Linked DNA regions of Homo sapiens: region 1 is linked to region 2. Evidence: read pairs that join two places in POLR2A ChIA-PET (ENCODE). Cell type or tissue: GM12878. All regions are shown on one strand. Links, peaks and the distances in the headings refer to the core of each region. The heading gives the core; the rest is flanking DNA.

Region 1 (9,653 bases), core at 1,084-9,083, 200 kb before region 2:
TGCTGAATTTTTTTGTGTAAAACATATCAGAGACCGAAAACCCACACCCCCCAAAATCATTGAGAAGAAACATAGATGCTTCCAGAGTACGGACCTCTTGTGTGCTCTAGAACTCCCCATTGCCTGTGAGGGTGAGATTAGAGACTCTGGGCCACGAGCTTTAGGAAAAGGGAAAAGAGGCCTACTGAGTAGAGCATTAGTTTGTTCCTTTTAGGTTGTATTCTGAAACAAATTTAAAAATAGGAGATTCAAACAAAATTATTACTCAAGTCTTGGGCAAAGATACTGGGGATTATTTTTTAAATAAGACAGACATCATTTACAAAAAGTTTCTGAAACAAAAAAGTTCTGTCCTGACTATATCTAGGCTTCTGTATCCTTCTCTTCTTTATCATAATGACATGTAGAAATTGAATGAGTATTTTCTTTTACTTTGATTTTCCCACTAATTTCTGAAAATTTTAAACTCTTGCCCTAGGAATTCAACTCCTGCAGAAAACTCACATACTCCTGGCTGACACTGAACAATTCAGGGTTATTCTTTCTTAGTCCCACTGCTGAATTCTTCATGCTAGTACTTTATGAGATAGCCTGTGTCCCTGGTCGCGGCTGTGCCTGTCATGTGGCTCAGGACTGCTTTATGCTAAATCATCAGAGGCACTCACATACGTTGCTATATCGCTTGATGCATGTAGCTCCATAATCGTTGGAACAAGAAATGGCATTATTTACATGGAATTTAATCTTTTTTGAAAGAGTGATTCGCCTTTGCAGATGACAGTCATCTCATTATAACTTTGCACCTGCATTAGAAGAAGTCCTGGCCGGGCGCGGTGGCTCACGCCTGTAATCTCAGCACTTTGTGAGGCCGAGGCGGGTGGATCACATGAGGTCGGGAAGTTGAGACCAGCCTGACCAACATGGAGAAAACCCGTCTCTACTGAAAATACAAAATTAGCTGGGCATGGTGGCGCATGCCTGTAATCCCAGCTACTCAGGAAGCTGAGGCAGGAGAATCGCTTGAACCCAGGAGGCGGAGGTTGCAGTGAGCCGAGATCGCGCCATTGTACTCCAGCCTGGGCAACAAGAGTGAAACTCTGTCTCAAAAAAAAAAAAAGAAGTCCCTGAGAGTTTGCTTGTAAACATTTGGATTCATTCTTGCCTCAGATAGATAGCCCATCTCGTAGACAGAGCCTGGGAGTGCCCCAGGTTGCTTGCTGAGTCCCTGAGCAGTTTCCGAAAGCATCATAGGTCAGCTCTGCAGGGGCAACAACCCACTTTTCTGTTGGGGAAAGCCACCTTGCAATACAATTCAAAAAAATATTATTTTAAAAATAAATACAAGAATGGTGCAGTTCAGGTGAGGAGCTGTGGAAATTTCATGTCGTCATCTTTATTTCTACAATATTACAATGATGCTTCTGTCCTAAGAAGCTTGAGACACCGTCATCTTTGTTACTACTATGACTGTTTATGTTAGTGCCTCACCTTTTGGTTTCCTTGTGTGCCCAAAGCTGCTCTCCAGAGAACGTCATCTCAGTTTCCTGATCACAAGCAGGCTTTTCCCTGAGATAGATCCAGGCATTGAATGCCCAGAGCACATTTAGTATGTGCACGAATCCTCTAGCTTCCCCTCGCATTTGTAAAAGAATCTGATTCACCAGGATGTTTTTGGTTCTTTTATGTAATTTTTCATTTCCTGATTGTGGCAGGTTTTTTTCCATTTTCTATTCATCTGTAACTGCTTTGGCTCAGCCCTTTGTCTCCCTACTTTCTGCCCTGCAGCTAACTTCATGAGAAAGTCCCGTGTTCCCTGGGTCTGGAAACCTGTCTTGTCCCAGGAGACACACTCTAGTTTTCAAGAGACGTGAAAGAGCTTCAGCAACCTCAGAATGTTCTGGTGGCAGCATCAAAATCATGACCATGCATGAATAAGGGGTATTGTCATGTGTGTGCTGATAGAGCCCGGGGACCACTGAATTCTAGCCCCATCTCTGAAATATGTGCCCATCAGGGCAGAGCATTTTCTTTTAAGTTCCGCCCAGCTTCTCTGCAAAGTGGGCCACTTTAGTTCTAGATTTCAGAGATCTCTGTATAAACCAGATTACGATTTTAGGGTCTTGAAGGAGAAAAAAAAAATGTCATAAATCTTATTAATACTAATGGCTTTTGTTTTACCAGCAAGAAATAAGTAAATTGCTCTCATTGGGATAAGATAAACCTTTTAATAACCATTTCTTATAGGCACTGAGTAGTTTGTAGGTGGGCATCGAATTTCCAATGTGGAAATTATGCTGAAAAAACTGTCTCCCAGCAGGGGTATTTATTTTCTTTTCTAAGCCCCACAACATCATCAAATGACAAGAGTCAGCATTCTCATATGCATGTGTGTCCTTTGTATGAACCTTATCTGCCCAGTAGTGCCCAGAAATCAAATGAATATAAACTAAGACTTTGTTTTCGATGTGCTTTTTACTTTTGGCATTTATAAACTCTCTGAGTCATCCCTGGGAGTGGAGGCCACAGCAGTGGGACCAGTACTTATATGAATATACAGTCATAGGTTTTATTGTCTTGCTGTCTCTTAAAAAAAAAAAAAAGGAAGTTCTACAAGTCTCATGGAAATACTGGAATTGGAGATACATATTTAACATGCTAACTTTATTAGATCATGATTTCTACCTAATTTGGTTGTGTTTCAGTAAACTACAATCCCCAGTCATGTGACAAACACCTGTTTTTAATAGAATCCATCATCTTCAGAGAAATTGGTTGTATTCATGAGCTAAAACATGAATATATGGGCTGGGTGCAGTGGCTCACGCCTGTAATCCCAGCACTTTGGGAGGCCAAGGCGGGCAGATCACCTGAGGTCGGGAGTTCGAGACCAGCCTGACCAACATGGAGAAATCCCATCTCTACTACAAATACGAAATTAGCTGGGTGTGGTGGCACGCGCCCGTAGTCCCAGCTACTCGGGAGGCTGAGGCAGGAGAATCGCTTGAACCCAGGAGGCGGAGGTTGCAGTGAGCCGAGATCACGCCATTGCACTCCAGCCTGGGCAAGAGGAGTGAAACTCCGTCTCAAAAAAAAAAAAAAAGGAAAAAACCATGAATATATTTTTGTTGTATTTGCTCAGTGTCTGTATTTTTTAAACTACTGAAGACAGTAGGCTTGCTGAGTGGCAGTTTGAGGAGGGCTGTGTCCTTGTGCTGACCCTCTCTCCTCTGTTTCAGAGGTGGTAGCCCAGTGGTGCACACAGGGGGACTTGCTGGCAGTCGCTGGGATGGAACGGCAGACCCAGCTTGGTGAGCTTCCCAATGGTCCCCTTCTGAAGAGTGCCATGGTCAAGTTCTACAATGTTCGTGGGGAGCACATCTTCACACTGGACACTCTCGTGCAGGTAAGGATGTTCTCTGGAAACAAGTACATTTTCAGCAGTATACTAGTGAATAGGTTATTATAATTATTGTTGACAAATTTTATTTTAATCTTTTTTTACCTTAGGTTGTGGTGGGTAAACCAGGAGAAATAAGGGAGAAAGCAGTTTTTGCCTTTTAACCAGAATGCTTTATTCTATTTCCCAGTCAAATGAGCACATAGTGAATAAGCAGAGTAAGCTGGTGTTTATCATCAGTCTGAAGCAGAAATCAGAAAATTGCAGAAGTGAATGCTGAATCTTCACTTATTCACTTGTAGGAGAGGAAGAGTAATTTTCTTCTCTACTCTTAGTGAGTTCTTAGCAGGACTCCCCATTGCAAAAGACAGATTAACAAGAGAAAAACAAACAGAAGTTTAATAACTTGTGTATCTCCTGCATACGTGGGAGTTAACCCAAAGAAATGAGTAAGTCTCTAGAGTAGCTCAAAACATTCTCTTAGACTACAGGCTTAAATGCTTCACGGAAACAGAGAAAGAAGGGTGATATTCATTCTGCAGATTTAAGCCAATGTCTTTTCTTTTTTTTTTAAGTCTCCAGAAGTCCAGTCATCCTTCTCTTCTTGGTGCAGAGAGAGAGAGACCCTTACATATGTAGATTTTCTTTTCTTTTTTTCTTTCTTTTTTTTTTTTTTGAGACGCTTTCTCACCCAGGCTGGAGTGCCGTAGCGCATTCTTGGCTCACTGCAAGCTCTGCCTCCCGGGTTCACACCGTTCTCCTGCCTCAGCTTCCCGAGTAGCTGGGACTACAGGTGTCTGCCACCACGCCCAGCTAATTTTTTGTATTTTTACTAGAGATGGGGTTTCACCATGTTAGCCAGGATGGTCTCGATCTCCTGACCTCATGATCTGCCCGCCTCGGCCTCCCAAGATGCTGGGATTACAGGCATGAGCCACCATGCCCAGCCAGATTTTCTTTGTAGATGTAATTTCTCTTACAAAAGGGTAACTCTTCAGAGTTTACCCTATGTCTTTTTTTTTCCTTTTTTTTTTTTTTTTTTTGAATTGGAGTTTCACTCTTGTTGCCCAGGCTGGAGTGCAGTGGCGCCATCTCGGCTCACTGCAACCTCCTCCTCCCGGGTTCAAGCAATTCTCCTGCCTCAGCCTCCTAAATAGCTGGGATTACAGGTGCCCGCCACCACGCCCGGCTAATTTTTGTATGTTTTTTTAGTAGAGACGGGTTTTTGCCATGTTGGCCAGGCTGGTATTGAACTCCCGACCTCAGGTGATCCACCTGCCTCAGCCTCCCAAAGTGCTGGGATTACAGGCATGAGCCACCACTCCTGGCCTACCTACCCTGTGTCTTTACCCTGTGTGTATCTCAAAATAACCATCTCGAAATTATCCTTACGCCAAAGAGGCAGATCTGTGGTGGCTTATTCTAGTCTCCTACAGTCATATTTGGGGAAGCATGTCCTGAACCCTGTCACACTCTGATTTTATATTTGTTATGCCAGTGATGAACCTTTACATTTTAACTAAATTGTTGTTAAGCAGTAATTTTAAAAGCTTAAAAGTCTTTAAGAAAGTATACACAGATGGGCCCCCTTTCTATTTGTTTTTATTTCCCAGAAATCTTTAGGCCACCTTATGTTTGAGTCAGTTATAGTGGAGGATGAATTATCAGCAGCGCGTAATAGACGTATGCCTGGGAGGGAGTTGACAGTGGAGGTGATAATGAACAAGAATCTGTGTCCTAGGAAGGGGAACATCACACACCAGGGCCTGTTGTAGGGTGGGGGTAGCGGGGAGGGATAGCATTTAGGAGATATACCTAATGTAAATGATGAGTAATGGGTGCAGCACGCCAACGTGGCACATGTATACATATGTAACAAACCTGCACATTGTGCACATGTACCCTAGAACTTAAAGTATAATAAAAATATATATATATATATATAAAAAGAAAAAATAAATGGAATAGACTTCATTAAAAAAAAAAAAAGAATCTGTGTCCTAACATTACTCAGCTCATCAGAGAGGCAGGGATACCAGATATGGGGAAATCTGTAATTACATGCAGGCATTAAATATTTAAATATATATTTTCTTCTTTTAATTGTGGTAAAACACATATAACATAAAATTTATCGTCTTAACCATTTTTAAGTGTACTGTTTTGTAGTGCTGAGTGTATTACATTATTATACAACCAATTTCCAGCACCTTTTCATCTTGCAAAACTAAAACTCTTTACCTATTAAACAACTACTCCCTGTTTCTCCCTCCTCCCAGTCCATGAGAAGCACCATTTTACTATCTTTTCTGTGAGTTTGACTCTACAAACCTCATGTAAGTGGAATTATGCAATATGTTGACAAACCAAATTCTGTACAATATTTAAAGAGGTTTAGTCTGAGCCAAATATGAGCAACCATGGCCTAGGACACAGTCTCAAGAGGTCCTGAGAATATGTGATGTGCCTTAGGTAGTCAGGTCACAGCTTGGTTTTGTACATTTTAGGGAGACAGAAGTTACAGACAAAGACATACATCAATACCCGTAAGGCACATGTTGGTTAAGCCTGTGGAAAGATAGGACATCTTGAAACCAGGCCATACACATGTCACAGGTGGATTCAAAGATTTTCTGATTGGTTGAAAATCTTTGGTTGGTTGAAAGAGTTAAGCTTTGCCTAAAGGCTTGAAGTCAGGAGAAACAATTGCTTGAGTTAAGGTAAGGGGGTTGTGGAAGCCAACGTTCTTGTTCCCCGCTGCAACACCCCCCGCCGCAAGACGGAGGTCTTGCCCTGTCCCACAGGCTGGAGTGTAGTGGCGCGATCTCAGCTCACTGCAACCTCTGCCTCCCGGGTTTAAGCAGTTCTGCTTTCACCCTGTTGACCAGGCTGGTCTCCAACTCCTGACCTTGTGATCCGCCCTCCTCGGCCTCCTATAGTGCTAGAATTACAGGCAGGAGCCACTGCGCCTGGCCCCAAGGTTCTTGTTATGCAGATGAAACTACTTAAGTAGCAGGCTTCAGGGTGAATAAATGGTAAATGTCTCCTTTCAGACCTTAAAAGGTATCAGACTCTTGGTTAAATGTCTCCTGAATCAGGAAAAGACCTAGAAAAGGAAGGAGATTCTCTACAAAATGCAAATTTCCCAACAAGAGATGGTTTTGCAGGGTTTTGCCATTTGCGGGTTTTGCCATTTGCAGGTTTTGCCATTTCAAAATATATCAACAAACTATATTTGGGGGTAAAATACTTTGATTTCCTTCAACGTGATGGTATGTCATAATCACGTTGGAATTTGGTATCTTATTGCTACGAAGAGTCAGTTTTATCAGTCTTTCCTCTATTTTAATGTTAATGTTGGTCAGTTGTGCCTAAACCCCAAAGGGATGGGGGCAATTTAAGGACCATGCCCAAACTTCCTTCCTGTCACAGCCTGAACTAGTTTTCTAGACTCCTTTGGGATCCCCTTGGCCAACAGCAGGCCCATTCCGTAGGTTGGGTGGCTTAGAATTTTATTTTTGGTTTACAAGTGTTTATTTTTTTCTGACTGGCTTATTTCACTTAGCATAATGTCCTTAAGGTTCATCCATGTTGTACCATGTGTCAGAATTTTCTTTCTTTTTAAGGCTGAATAATATTTTATTGTATGGATATACCACATTTTGTTTACCCATTGATGGACATTTGGGTTTCTTCCATCTTTCGGCTGTTGTGAATAATTCTTCTGTGAACATGGGTGTACAGATCTCTTTGAGACCCTGCTTTTCAAGTCTTCTGGATTTGTGCCCAGAAGTGGACTTGCTGGATCATATGGTAATTCTATTTTTAATTTTGTGAGGAACTGCCGTACTGTTTTTTCATAGCAGCTTGTTAACAGAAAGACTAAACTGTAAAATATTTTAAAGAGGTTTATTTTGAGCCAGTATGAGTGATGCTGGCCCAGCAAAACAGTCTCAAGAGGTCCTGAGAAAGTGCGCCCGAAGCAGTTGAATTACAGTCTGGTTTTGTACATTTCAGGGAGGCAAGAGTTACAGGCAAAGACATAAATCAACATGTGGAAGGTATACGTTGGCTCAGCTTGAAAATGTGGAATATCTTGAAACCAGGAGAAGTAGAGGAGTATACAAGTCAGGTAGATTCAGAGATTCTTTAATCTACAGTTAGTTAAAGCAACAAAATTTGGTCTAGAACTTGGGAGTCAGCAGAAAGGAATATTTTAAGTTAAAACGTTCGGAAGCTATGTCAGAGTCAGCCAAAATTATGACCCATTTAGTGAGATTGATGGCCTGTAGGCATGGCTCAAGGCTTGCCTTGCATGGCCTTAGGTATTGTTTAGAATTTGTTATCTTATTGCCATCAAGAGCCTTTTGTCAGTCTTATGATCTCTATTTTAACATTTACTCAGGTCAGTTGGACCTAAATTCCAGATGGGAGGGAGTATAATGAGGTTGTGTCCAGCCTCCCTTCCTGTCATGGCTGGGAATTCAGTTTTTAAGGTTTTTCTGGGGTTTCCTTGGCCAAGAGAGTCTCCATTCAGTCGATAGGGGGCTTAGGATTTTATTTTTGGTTTACAAGCGGCACCATTTTACATTTTCACTAACATTACACAAGGATTCTAGTTTTTCCACATCCTTGCCAACATTGTCATTTTTCTGGGATTTTTTTTGGACTAACCATCCTCTTGGATGTTAGGTGATATCTCATTGTGGTTTTGATTTGCATTTCCTAAGGATTAATAATGTTGATTAGTGATGTTGTCGTGTATCTTCTTTTGAGAAATGTGTGTTCAAGTCCTTTGCCCATTTTTCAATCAGGTTATTTGGGTTTTTGTTTTTAAGAAGTAGGATTAAACTGTGTCTTTGGGCAGTATAATATTTTGAGCAAATAAGCATATTTGTTCACTCATTTGTTCAAGCATCCAGCCAAGATATTTTGAGGAGCTACTGTGTGGCTGGCACTGAGCTCTGAGTGCTTGTGTTTCAGGGCTGAACAAGGAAGACATGATCCATATCTCCTAGGAGCTCACAGCTAGTTAAGGAAGACAGACAAGTGATGACACAGAAATGCTTTTGACTTTGAAGTAGAACTGTTTACCTGGTGCTTTGATAACCTGGAGGAAAGGAGTCTTGCACCTGCTCTTTGTGGGTATTTTTCCACCTCTGCCTGATCACTTTTCGCACTCTGTATTCCTCAGACAATTTCAACCAGTCTTACAGCTTTAATTCCAATCTCAATGAAGGTCTGAAGCCTAAGGAAAGAGGCCTGTATAGACCCACCTGCTTACTTCACAGACCCATTAGCCATCTCATAAGCATTGCACATTCAACATGCCCAAATCTCGGAACACTCCACCTCTTAAATAATGCTCCTCTTCCAGGTTGTGGTCCAGCTGCTCAAGCCAGAAGTCAGCAGTCAGCCTGTCCACTGAATCCCAGTGGGTATTTTTACCTCCTAGATATCTTCATGTCTACATCCTTTTGTCTTCCTTGGCCACCACCTTAGTCCAAGCCACCCTCATCTTAGCTGCAGTGTTTGAGCCACGACTTTCCCTTTCTTTTTTTTTTTTTTTTTTTTGGACAGAGTTTCGCTCTTGTTGCCCAAGCTGGAGTGCAATGTTGCGATCAGCGTTCACTGCAACCTCTGCCTCCCAGAATCAAGTGATTCTCCTGCCTCAGCCTCCCGAGTAGCTGGTATTACAGGCGCGTGCCACCACACCCGGCTAATTTTTTGTACTTTTTTAGTAGAGATGGGGTTTTACCATGTTGGCCAGGCTGGTCTTGAACTCCTGACCTCGTGATCCACCCGCCTCAGCCTCCCAAAGTGCTGGGATTACAGGCGTGAGCCACCGCGCCCTGCCTGCCTTTCCCTTTTAAACTGTTCTTCACTTTGCAGCCACAGTCTTTGTAAAATCACAAGTCAGATCAGTAGCTTCTTACTATCCTTAGGATAAAGTTAAAAAATTCATTGTGCCTTAAAAAGATCACCATAATCTGGCCCTCCATCCCCTCTAGAATTAGCTCTTACCACTCCATCCTCCTCTGACCCTGCCAATCTGGATTTTTCTGTTTCTCAGTTTACCAGATGCCTCCTTTCTTCCAAGCTTTGCACCACGCCTGGAACAGATCTTGGCTCATGGCAGTCTCAGTAAATACTGGTTGAATGAATCAGTGAGCCTTAACATTGTATCTTACTGCTGCCCATTACTTGGTGAGTTATGTTGGGGCAGCAATCCTCTCCAGGGGGCACCAGCTGCAGA
Region 2 (9,653 bases), core at 476-8,475:
AAGTTATGGAATCCATATTAGGAAAATTCAAGTTTGGAAGTTTGAGGCTTTTAGAAATATGAGAAGTGTTATTTAAGCAAATTTAAAATTTTACATTATCACCGCGAGCAGAAAATGCAAGGGTTTGTGTAGAATATTTTGTCTTTTTGGAAGTAATGCTGCAGAGATACTTAAGCCAAGAAAAATGTTGCCATTTTTTGTTTTCTTTTCTGCAGGTATTGAACGGGCTGAGCTTTTCATGATGGTTCCTGCTGACCTGGAAACATCTTAAATGGAAGGTTAGCTTCTATGAGTCACTGATACTCTTTTTATTGCTATTTCTAAATTTCCTTGGCTTGAAAATTACTTCTGCTTTGCAGAAATTATCTGCTTGCAGCTGTGGATAATTTATAACAATCTCTGGTGAAACCTCAGAAAAGAGATATGCTTTTGTCTTAGATGGATGTCAGCAGCTGCTGCAGAACCCGGTGAAAACACCCCCCGGGTAGCACGAGGCTCTGCGAGCCGTAACTCCGACAAACGCAGAACTTCTTGAGGCTTTCTTCTTCTAAGGAGTATGACACAGTTAAAAAGGAAAAAAGAACCACAAGCAAAACAGTTGCCAGTGAAATAGGAGAGGGAGCTCTTTAAACAAGGCTGGCTGCAGCTGGCCTCCGCCGCTCATCTGCAGGGCGTGAGCGCTTGGTCCATGCAGTGAAGCTCTTCCAACCTGGGTCAACGAAAACGGAGAAGAAATGGCCCAAGAAATAGATCTGAGTGCTCTCAAGGAGTTAGAACGCGAGGCCATTCTCCAGGTCCTGTACCGAGACCAGGCGGTTCAAAACACAGAGGAGGAGAGGACACGGTAGGCTGCCCTTCCCGGGGGGTCACTTTGGGTGTTTAGCTTTCTCTGCTTGGGGCCTGCCACTCCGTCGCCAATGCTGTTTGCTTACAAATCACTACCCACCTGCTGCTGGGCTTCGTGCCTGAGAAGGGTCCTAACGAAGGTCTGTTGGTGGAGATGATCCTCCTTATGTAACTAAACGTAGAGGACGCTCAGGAGGAGGAGGGAGGCCGCTCTTGTTATTCATTTAAAACGGTGCCTTTGGGCGGTAAGTTTGCTGTCTGCCATCTGCTTGTCTGTTTGCCGACTTCGTGGGAATCATTCAAGGGACATTTTCAGGCTTCCAGTTTACCCCTTCTTTAAGGAAAGACCTCCAGTTAAGGGTTTTCCTACCTCATTTTTGACGGTGCCGGGAGGTGTAAAGAAAAGCAAAGAAAGAGGCTCACAAGCAGCAACTCTGATGGAATCCAGCCCTGTCTTTTTTTCTTTGCTCGCTTTTGCTTCCCAGCTGGCTTTGAGGAAGGGGGAGCATAAAATATGAACCTGCTTAGCCTGTTTCCTGACCGCTTTGCCAACAGGGAACTCTTCCCTGTCTGTCTCTAAGCTGCACGGGCCGTTTGATATGGGTCAGCATTTAGAAAAGCGTGCTGAACTCTAGCAGAGCAGTGTTCCGCCTTAGCTGTCAAGATCCATCTTTAAACAGGTTGGCGCTTGTTTATCAATGTCTATGGAGGAAGTGAGGGTTTGGTTTCTAATGGCAGAACACATTAGAAAACAAAACTTTGGACAACCAAATGCTTGAGGAGTGAGGAGAATTTTCTGGTATAGTATTCTTCATCCTCCCTGTTATTTCAAAGCTTTCTAAGTGCACTTGTAAACTTTCTTCCATTAAAAACTATAATACAGTCTGGGCGTGGTGGCTCACGCCTGTCATCCCAGCACTTTGGGAGGTTGAGGCGGGCGGATCACCTGAGGTCAGGAGTTTGAGACCAGCCTGGCCAACATAGTGAAACCCTGTCTCTACTAAAAATACAAAAATTAGCCGGGCGGTGGCAGGTGCCTGTAATCCCAGCTACTCAGGAGGTTGAGACAGGAGAATCCCTTGAACCTGGGAGGTGGAGTTTGCAGTGAGCTGAGATCGCGCCACTGCACTCCAGCCTGGGCAATAGAGCAAGCCTCTGTCTCAAACCAACAACAAAAAAACGAAAACAAAAACTATAATACAGTGAGAAAAGTGAAATTTTATTTGATGATGAAAGATCTTTCAGTGATTTGAGACATCCTTTTGAATATTAACAAAGTGACATAGACATAGTGATAACAAAGTTGTATTTCAAAGGGTACTAATTCTAGGGTAGATCCTGAAAGTTGAATTTTAAAGTGCATTTCTGATGTCATCTTGTTTCTTGGGATTGGCTCATCTTTTCTACAAGTAGGTATCACAGACATTCATAAAAGAGCGTGCTAGTAAATGACACCTTTTTGGTCCAATACAGTATCTCTTTGCACTATGGCTATTTGTCTAGGGGAGTGGGCTGACCACTTATTAAAAAAAAAATGTAGCAAAAGCATAGCATCAGTTGATTTTATTGGGCAACTTATACCCATAGCAGGATGTATGCTGTGTGTTTCTAGATTATTCCATGCCTTGCAGATTAGAATGGATGCTCCTTTCAGTGTCTTTTCCTCTCCTTTCACTATTCTTGCTTACTATCATAACAGCCTTTGGGCAGGAAGGGATGGACCTAGCAGGGAGCTTCTCTGCCCCAGGCATGTTATTTATACTTTGCCATTTAGTCCTCACAGCAACCCTGGGAGGTAAGGTCATATCACCTGTTTCACGGTTGAAAAAACCCTTGAGACTCGACTCTGAGATGTTGAGTGAGAGCCCAGTTCACACAGCCATGTTGGAGTCCAGGGATGTCGAATGCCAAAGCCCCTTCCCTTGCCATGGGGGTTACTGCCTGGGCTCTTGCCCTATAGCCTGGGGTCAGGTGTTCCATCTAATACTATCTTCTTTAACTCTGAGGGCTGCAGGAAACTGAAAACACACCTGCAGCATCTCCGGTGGAAAGGAGCGAAGAACACGGACTGGGAGCACAAAGAGAAGTGCTGTGCGCGCTGCCAGCAGGTGCTGGGGTTCCTGCTGCACCGGGGCGCCGTGTGCCGGGGCTGCAGCCACCGCGTGTGTGCCCAGTGCCGAGTGTTCCTGAGGGGGACCCATGCCTGGAAGTGCACGGTGTGCTTCGAGGACAGGTAAGCATGGCCGGTGGTTGGATCCCTCCCACTGATTCAGGTCTCGGAGGAGGCCTCTTTACAAACCGCTCATAAAGAGAGCACTCACTCCTCACCTTCAGCCAGTAAATGTGTACCGAGTGCCTGATAGGGAGCTACCTTTCTAGCCTTGGAAGTTATCTTCATCCAAAAATAAATTTTATGTAGCAACATTTTTTTCATTTACAGAAGTTTGGGCCAAGTGTGGTGGCTCATGACCGTAATCCTAGCATTTTGGGAGGCCAAGGTGGGTGGATTGCTGGAGCCCAGGAGTTTGAGTCCAGCCTGGGCAACGTAGTGAGACCCCATCTCTACAAAAAAATACAAAAATTAGCCAAGTGTGGTGGTGCATGCCTGTAGTCCCAGCTACTCAGGAGGCTGAGATGAGAGGATCATTTGAACCTGGGAGCTGTGATTGTACCACTGCACTCCAGCCTGGGCAACAGAGTGAGAACCTGTTTAAACAACAAAAGTTTGTTAAGTCGAAGGATGGGCTAACCCAGGAGTTCAGATTCATTTGGGTCTCTTAACTAAGTGCTGTCATTTTCTTAGCACTTAATTTATCTCCTTCAGTACCAGTGGAGTAAATTATAATCTAGGGAATATTGGAGTAATCATCTGAGGCTTTAAATACTGCGTTTTTGAAGCTGACCTGTCTTTAATACTCAGCTAAAGAAATGGACATGCTTCCCTTTAGTGACAGACTGAATCTACGTTTATAGTTATCAATTGGTGTTTAGGGGGTTTTAATACCAGTTTTAACATGGAATTGGTGTTTTTGCGTTCCCCATTCTGAAAACGATAAAGAGCCAACTTGGCTTAGACTCCTGCTGTTCAAAGCAAGAATGAACTGGCCATGAGCTCCGTGAAAACACTAGAGGGGTGACTCCGTCTGCTGGGGGAGACGGTGCACAAGGACATCACAGAACTTCGGAGAAGGGAAGGAATACTAGGCTGGTGTGAATGGGAGTCATCAGAGACCCTGAGATTTGAAAACAACTTCTAAATATTGCCACAGATGTGTGAGTGCCCCAGGGACAAAGACTGTGGGAGGCACTTACACAGTGTGGGCATTGTGGCTGGGGTTTCTTCCCCCTAAATCCGGAGGGCTGTGTTTAACGCACGCCCTGGCATTCATTTACTTAAGTGTCCTGTCCCTTTGCAAGGCTTACTGTATTTCAGTCATCTAGCCAGAGAGGTGAAGTGGTTCAACCTGATTTCTTTGCTCTTGAACTGCATTCCGTCCATTTCGCTCACAGCGTGCCAAGTCGCACGGACGGTGGCCGAATTCGCCTTCTCATCTCATGTTTCTTTGGTTTGCTGAAGCCATTGTCCTTCAGGCTTTTCCTTGCTTGAGAGCAAAAAATAATTACTGTGAGCTGCCCTGGCGGCATAGAGAGCAATTCCAAATCATCTCTAGAAAGGTCTCAGTATCTTCTTCCCCATTTCAACCAACCATATATATTTGAAGTCTAATAATAAACATTGCTGGGCAGGGTGTTACATTTCTCAGCATTTTTTCTTCTTCTACCAATGAACTGTAAACGAAAAATCAAAACAAGAGGACAAGGTCTGAGGCAATCTCCCAGGAAGCTGACAGTGTTGAAATCTCTGCCCTAGTGAGTCTTGTGTCCCAGGCACTGTAACTTTACCCTCTAAGTACATGAAATACGACTTCTAAAACCCCAGCTTCCTTATTTTGAAATGAGGTTGGTTTTCAAAATACTTAAGGTCATTGCATTACTATGAGTGCATTAACAGGAGAAGTCGGGAGGGGAGAGAGCCAAGTAGTTTGTGGTGATGTGCATTTTCTTTCCCCTCGCCTTGCTCCCTGTCCCCGCAGCCCTCTGTCCTCTCTCCAGCTTTATCCAGTCTGGGCTGTCCTCCTCCTCTTTAGGACCAAAAGAAAGATGAGACTTTGTAAAACTTTAGAATCTTTGACATTCATAACTGTCGCACATCTGGGGACCTAGAAAAGGTTTTTGACCCCGATCATTGTCTCCCCTGCTTCTTCCTTCGCTTCAGGCTCATTTCTCAAGAAAAAGTGGATCTGTGACAGGAACAAGATGAGGAAAATTGGTTTTTAAAATCAAGAAAGGGGAAGTGCTAGGGTAGCAATGACCAAAACCAACCAACCAACTCGCAGGTTGCTGCAGAACAAGAGGCCTGTGGCAGGTGTTGGCCCTGATCTTGTGTTGAGAGGTTCCAGAAGACATTTAAGATAAAGTTTCTGTCTTCAGGGAAGGTTTTCTCTTAGAGAACTGAGTGCCAAGTTGCTAAGGGCCCTGGGAGCTCAGAGAGGGAGAGATGAGGCAGGCTGAGTGGCTCAAGACGACTTCCAGAACATCCATGGTTGGAATAGTCTTTTAATGTTTTATTAAAAGCATAAAACAATCGTGTGGGGTAGCTACTACTTTCATCCTCATTTTACAGTTGAGAAAGTGGAGGATTAGAGACACAAGATGGTTTGTCCATGTCATATCAGTAAGAACAGAGTGAAGATGGCAACCCAGGTCCCCCCGGCCCCCAGGCCTCCTTCTGAATCTCCAGTCCTCTCCCGCCTGCTAGGAGCCTTGTCCTGGGAGGGCAGAGTCTTTTATTTATTTATTTATTTTGAGACAGAGTTTCACTCTTGTCACCCAGGCTGGAGTGCAGTGGTGTGATCTCGGCTCACTGCAACCTCTGCCTCCAGGTTCAAGCGATTCTCCTGCCTCAGCCTCCCAAGTAGCTGGGATTGCAGGCACCTGCTGCCACGCCTGGCTAATTTTTATATTTTTAGCAGAGACGGGGTTTCACCATGTTGGCCAGGCTGGCCTCGAATTCCTGACCTCAGGTGATCCACCTGCCTGGGCTTCCCAAAGGGCTGGGATTACAAGCATGAGCCACTGCGCCCGGCCGGCAGAGTCTTAAAAGCCACTTAGAAGAGCTTGCCTCCAAGACAGTAGGAGCTGGAGCCTGAGCATGTGCTCTTTGCCAAGCGAACACCATGCCGAAAGTCTGCCTGGTTTTGCAGGGCAAGATCAGGAGAGCGGAAGGTAAAGGTAAAAGAGCAATCTGAGAGTTGCTGCAGTGAATGAGAGGCACCGAGGGAGGAGGCTGGTGGCAATAGTGATGGAGAATGGGAGAGACAGGAAAAGGGGAGGATGGACCTTGGTTACAGGGGATAAAAGAGAAAGGTGAAAAGTGATTCTGAGGACTGGCCAGACAGGTCGCTTGGCATGCTGAACTGGATCACGGGGCATCCGAGAACCGAAGGAACAGAAAGAGCCCAGTAATCAAAGGCACACTGGAAAGGACTTAGAAGAACCAAGGAAAGTTGTTTTCAGTAGTGAAGGGGCTCCTGTTGTCCTCAGCAGGGGCCGATCAGAAGAGGGTGACTTGGGAGGAGAAACAAAGAAGTTAAAAGCAGAAACATCCTTGTTTTCCACTGATGTTTCTTCCCGGGGAATGTATTGACACTTTCTGCAGTGAAATGGCAGATGGTAACAATTATGTTGAAATATCAAGGAGGAGACTATGCTTTGTATGTTTGTTTTAGCTTCATCAAAAAAATAAGATTAACCTTGATGATTTATGTTTGCATTAATTTTTTCTATTAAAACGAATATACTGTGTCATAACTAATTCCACATCTAAAAGAAACCTGGTCTTCTCCCTTAAGATTGCTGAGGAATTACTCTTGTTCAGACTTGTTTCCTTCAAACTGTGATCTTCTTGTCATGCTTTGTAATTGCTGTGACAACAAATCAATGATTCTTCAGCTTCAGGTATCTGTGGACACACTGCCTGTTTCGTTAGGAACATTTTGCTGCCAGTCAGGTGCTTTAGAACCAAATTGGTTTGTACAGAGAATTCTGTAAGTTGCAAGTATTTTAACAATGATAAAGGTGCAACGGAGCTTATATACCATCATTAGAACAGAAGGTTTCAAGTTGCAGCAGGTGATACTGTTGATTTCAGGGTACTTTCCTGAATTGCTCAAATTTGTCTCTTGTACCACACCTGATGCCAACAAAGAGCTGCTTAAGTGTGTTCGGTTGAAAAATTGATCCAGACCTTGGCATTTTATTATTATGTCCTTAGTTCTCAGGTTGGGTCTTGAGTTATTGCTGCAGAGCAGTAGTGGTTAAAATAAGATCTTGGAATTTATCAAAAGGGAGGTGAGCTGGATGTGGTCATCCACGAGGTCATGGATGTGGTGTGTATGCCTGTGGTCCCAGTTACTCATGGAATGCCCAAGCGGGAGGATCACATAAGCCCAGGAGTTTGAGGCCAGCCTGGCCAACATAGTGAGACCTCGTCTCTGAAACAACTTAAAAAGGTTTTTTGTTGTTGTTGTTGTTGTCATTCAGCATTTCAGATAAGGACTTAAGATGTAAAGATATTGTTACAGGATGATGCATTGTATTTTCTGCATTGCATGAAAGAATTTTTATTGAAAATGAAGTGACATTTCAAAGGAAGTTCTATTCTAATTATGTTTCTGCCTAAAGTAAACTTCCCAGATTTTAGAAAATGTAATCTTTTAAATTTCAGACTGGTTTTCCCAGTACTTTTATAATCCCATGTTTTGATAAAATATTGAATTATCATTTTATATTCACAAAGGCAAATAACTAGTGTATGAGAATGGGATAATTCACTCTCACTCTTGAAAATATATCTACCCTTCAAGTGAGTAAAAGGTCTAACTCTGCTAACTCTGTAAAAGATTGAAAAGAAATTGAATGCCAAGTGTGATACAGGAGAGTTGGCAAGGAAAGATTTTAGCCTGGTGCCAAGGTTAAGATGATATTTGTCTACTGACTCTTTCCTGTTTCAAAACCTTATTTCTTTTTTTCCCTCTAAATCCTACTTTTAACATTGCTGGCCGGGCATGGTGGCTCATGCCTGTAATCCCAGCACTTTGGGAGGCTGAGGCGGGTGGATCACTTGACGTCAGGAGTTCAAGACCAGCCTGGCCAACATGGTGAAACCCCATATCTACTGAAAATACAAAAATTAGGCCGGGCACAGTGGCAGGCGCCTGTAATCCCAGCTACTTGGGAGGCTGAGGTACAAGAATCGCTGGAACCGGGGGGCGAAGGTTGCAATGAGCGGAGATCACACCAATGCCCTCCAAGCTAGGCGACAGACTCAATCTCAAAAAAAAGAAAAAAAAGAAATGTACAGAGTATTTTTTTTTTTTTGAGACTGAGTCTCGCTCTGTCGCCCAGGCTGGAGTGCAGTGGCATGATCTCGGCTCACTGCAAGCTCCGCCTCCTGGGTTCACGCCATTCTCCTGCCTCAGCCTCCCAAATAGCTGGGACTACAGGCGCCCACCACCAAGCCCGGCTAATTTTTTTTGTATTTTTAGTAGAGACAGGGTTTCACCTTGTTAGCCAGGATGGTCTTGATCTCCTGATCTAGTGTTCCGCCCGCCTCAGCCTCCCAAAGTGCTGAGATTACAGGCGTGAGCCACGGCGCCCGGCCTATGGAGTACTTTTTAGAAAAAAAAAGTTTCTTTTGTGTTTACTAAAGGGAATGTTTTGACAATAGTGTGTGTGTTTTACTAAAGGGAATGCTTTGACAATAGTGTGTGTGTCATTCTTCTTGTTGAAACTGAACTGTATTCTGTAGTCAGCACTTGATTAGTTAGGGAAAGTCCTGCCTTTAAAACCTTTTTGAGAACCGGTGAGCTTTCTGCGCATTGTCTTTTGTTAATATTCTCTGTTGTCACCTTACGTAGTTCAGCTGAAACCTGTCACCCTGTAAGGGAGGGGAGCCCCAAGAGAGTTTTTCTGGGTTGGCATTTTGCATGGTAGCCAAGACAGTTTAGCATCCAGGGTTCACACCAAGAATGGTTTATAGATAATTTTATCGGTGGCTCATGCCTGTAATCCCATCACTTTGGGAGGCTGAGGCGGGTAGATCACTTGAGGTCAGGAGTTGAAGACCAGCCTGGCCAACATGGTGAAATCCCATCTCTACTGAAAATACAAAAATTAGCCGGGCATGATGGCGCACCCCTGTAATCCCAGCTACTCTGGAGGAGGCTGAGGCAGGAGAATCTCTGGAACCTGGGAGGCGGAGGTTGCAGTGAGCTGACAGCGAGACTCAGTCTAAAAAAAAAAAAAAAGATAATTATTTAAATTATTTAGCCAATCATTTTGAAACCTCTATATTTTTATAATTATTATCTATATGTTATACAGCATCTCTTTCCATAATTATTTTTGTTACCTTCAGTGTTTTCTGATTATATTTACAACAATATTTTAAACCAACTTTGCATTTTATAACTGATTCAAGTGCTCATTGCTAGTCTTTGGAGACCATGATTTCCCAGTTTGCAAGTTCTTTATTTTGATTCATTTTTCAATCACTTGAATTGCCTCCTTAAGAAGTTTTTCCTCACACCTGTAATCCCAGCACTTTGGGAGGCCGAGGTGGGCAGATTGCCTAAGCTCAGGAGTTCATGACCAGCCTGGGCAACACAGTGAAACCCTGTCTCTACTAAAATACAAAAAATTAGGTGGGCATGGTCGTGTGTACCTGTAATCCCAGCTACTTGGGA

Evidence for each region. ChIA-PET counts read pairs that join two places held together with the same protein. Peaks named below come from ENCODE experiments on the same cell type or tissue, not always from the same donor. Only the 100,000 strongest peaks of a DNase experiment are listed, where the experiment ranks them.
Region 1: POLR2A ChIA-PET joins it to region 2 with 8 read pairs; 3 of 35 experiments call an interaction of 5 or more read pairs at or near these places.

The regions. Positions count from the first base shown.
Region 1 is chr6:158,458,327-158,467,979 of GRCh38, forward strand. TULP4 (TUB like protein 4) reads left to right here. Exons shown (of 14, transcript NM_020245.5): 6 at 3,237-3,403. Among named protein-coding and RNA genes, the nearest start is that of TMEM181, 97 kb to the right of the region's middle. RefSeq lists enhancers at 5,461-6,452, 6,453-7,444. In GM12878, for the core only: no CTCF peak of the experiment used is centred there; no DNase peak of the experiment used is centred there.
Region 2 is chr6:158,662,535-158,672,187 of GRCh38, forward strand. It overlaps SYTL3 (synaptotagmin like 3), which reads left to right. Exons shown (of 18, transcript NM_001242394.2): 4 at 216-844; 5 at 2,861-3,079. The coding sequence starts at 735. Among named protein-coding and RNA genes, the nearest start is that of SYTL3, 17 kb to the left of the region's middle. In GM12878, for the core only: no CTCF peak of the experiment used is centred there; a DNase peak (open chromatin) is centred at 4,692; H3K4me3 peaks cover 457 bases; H3K27ac peaks cover 390 bases.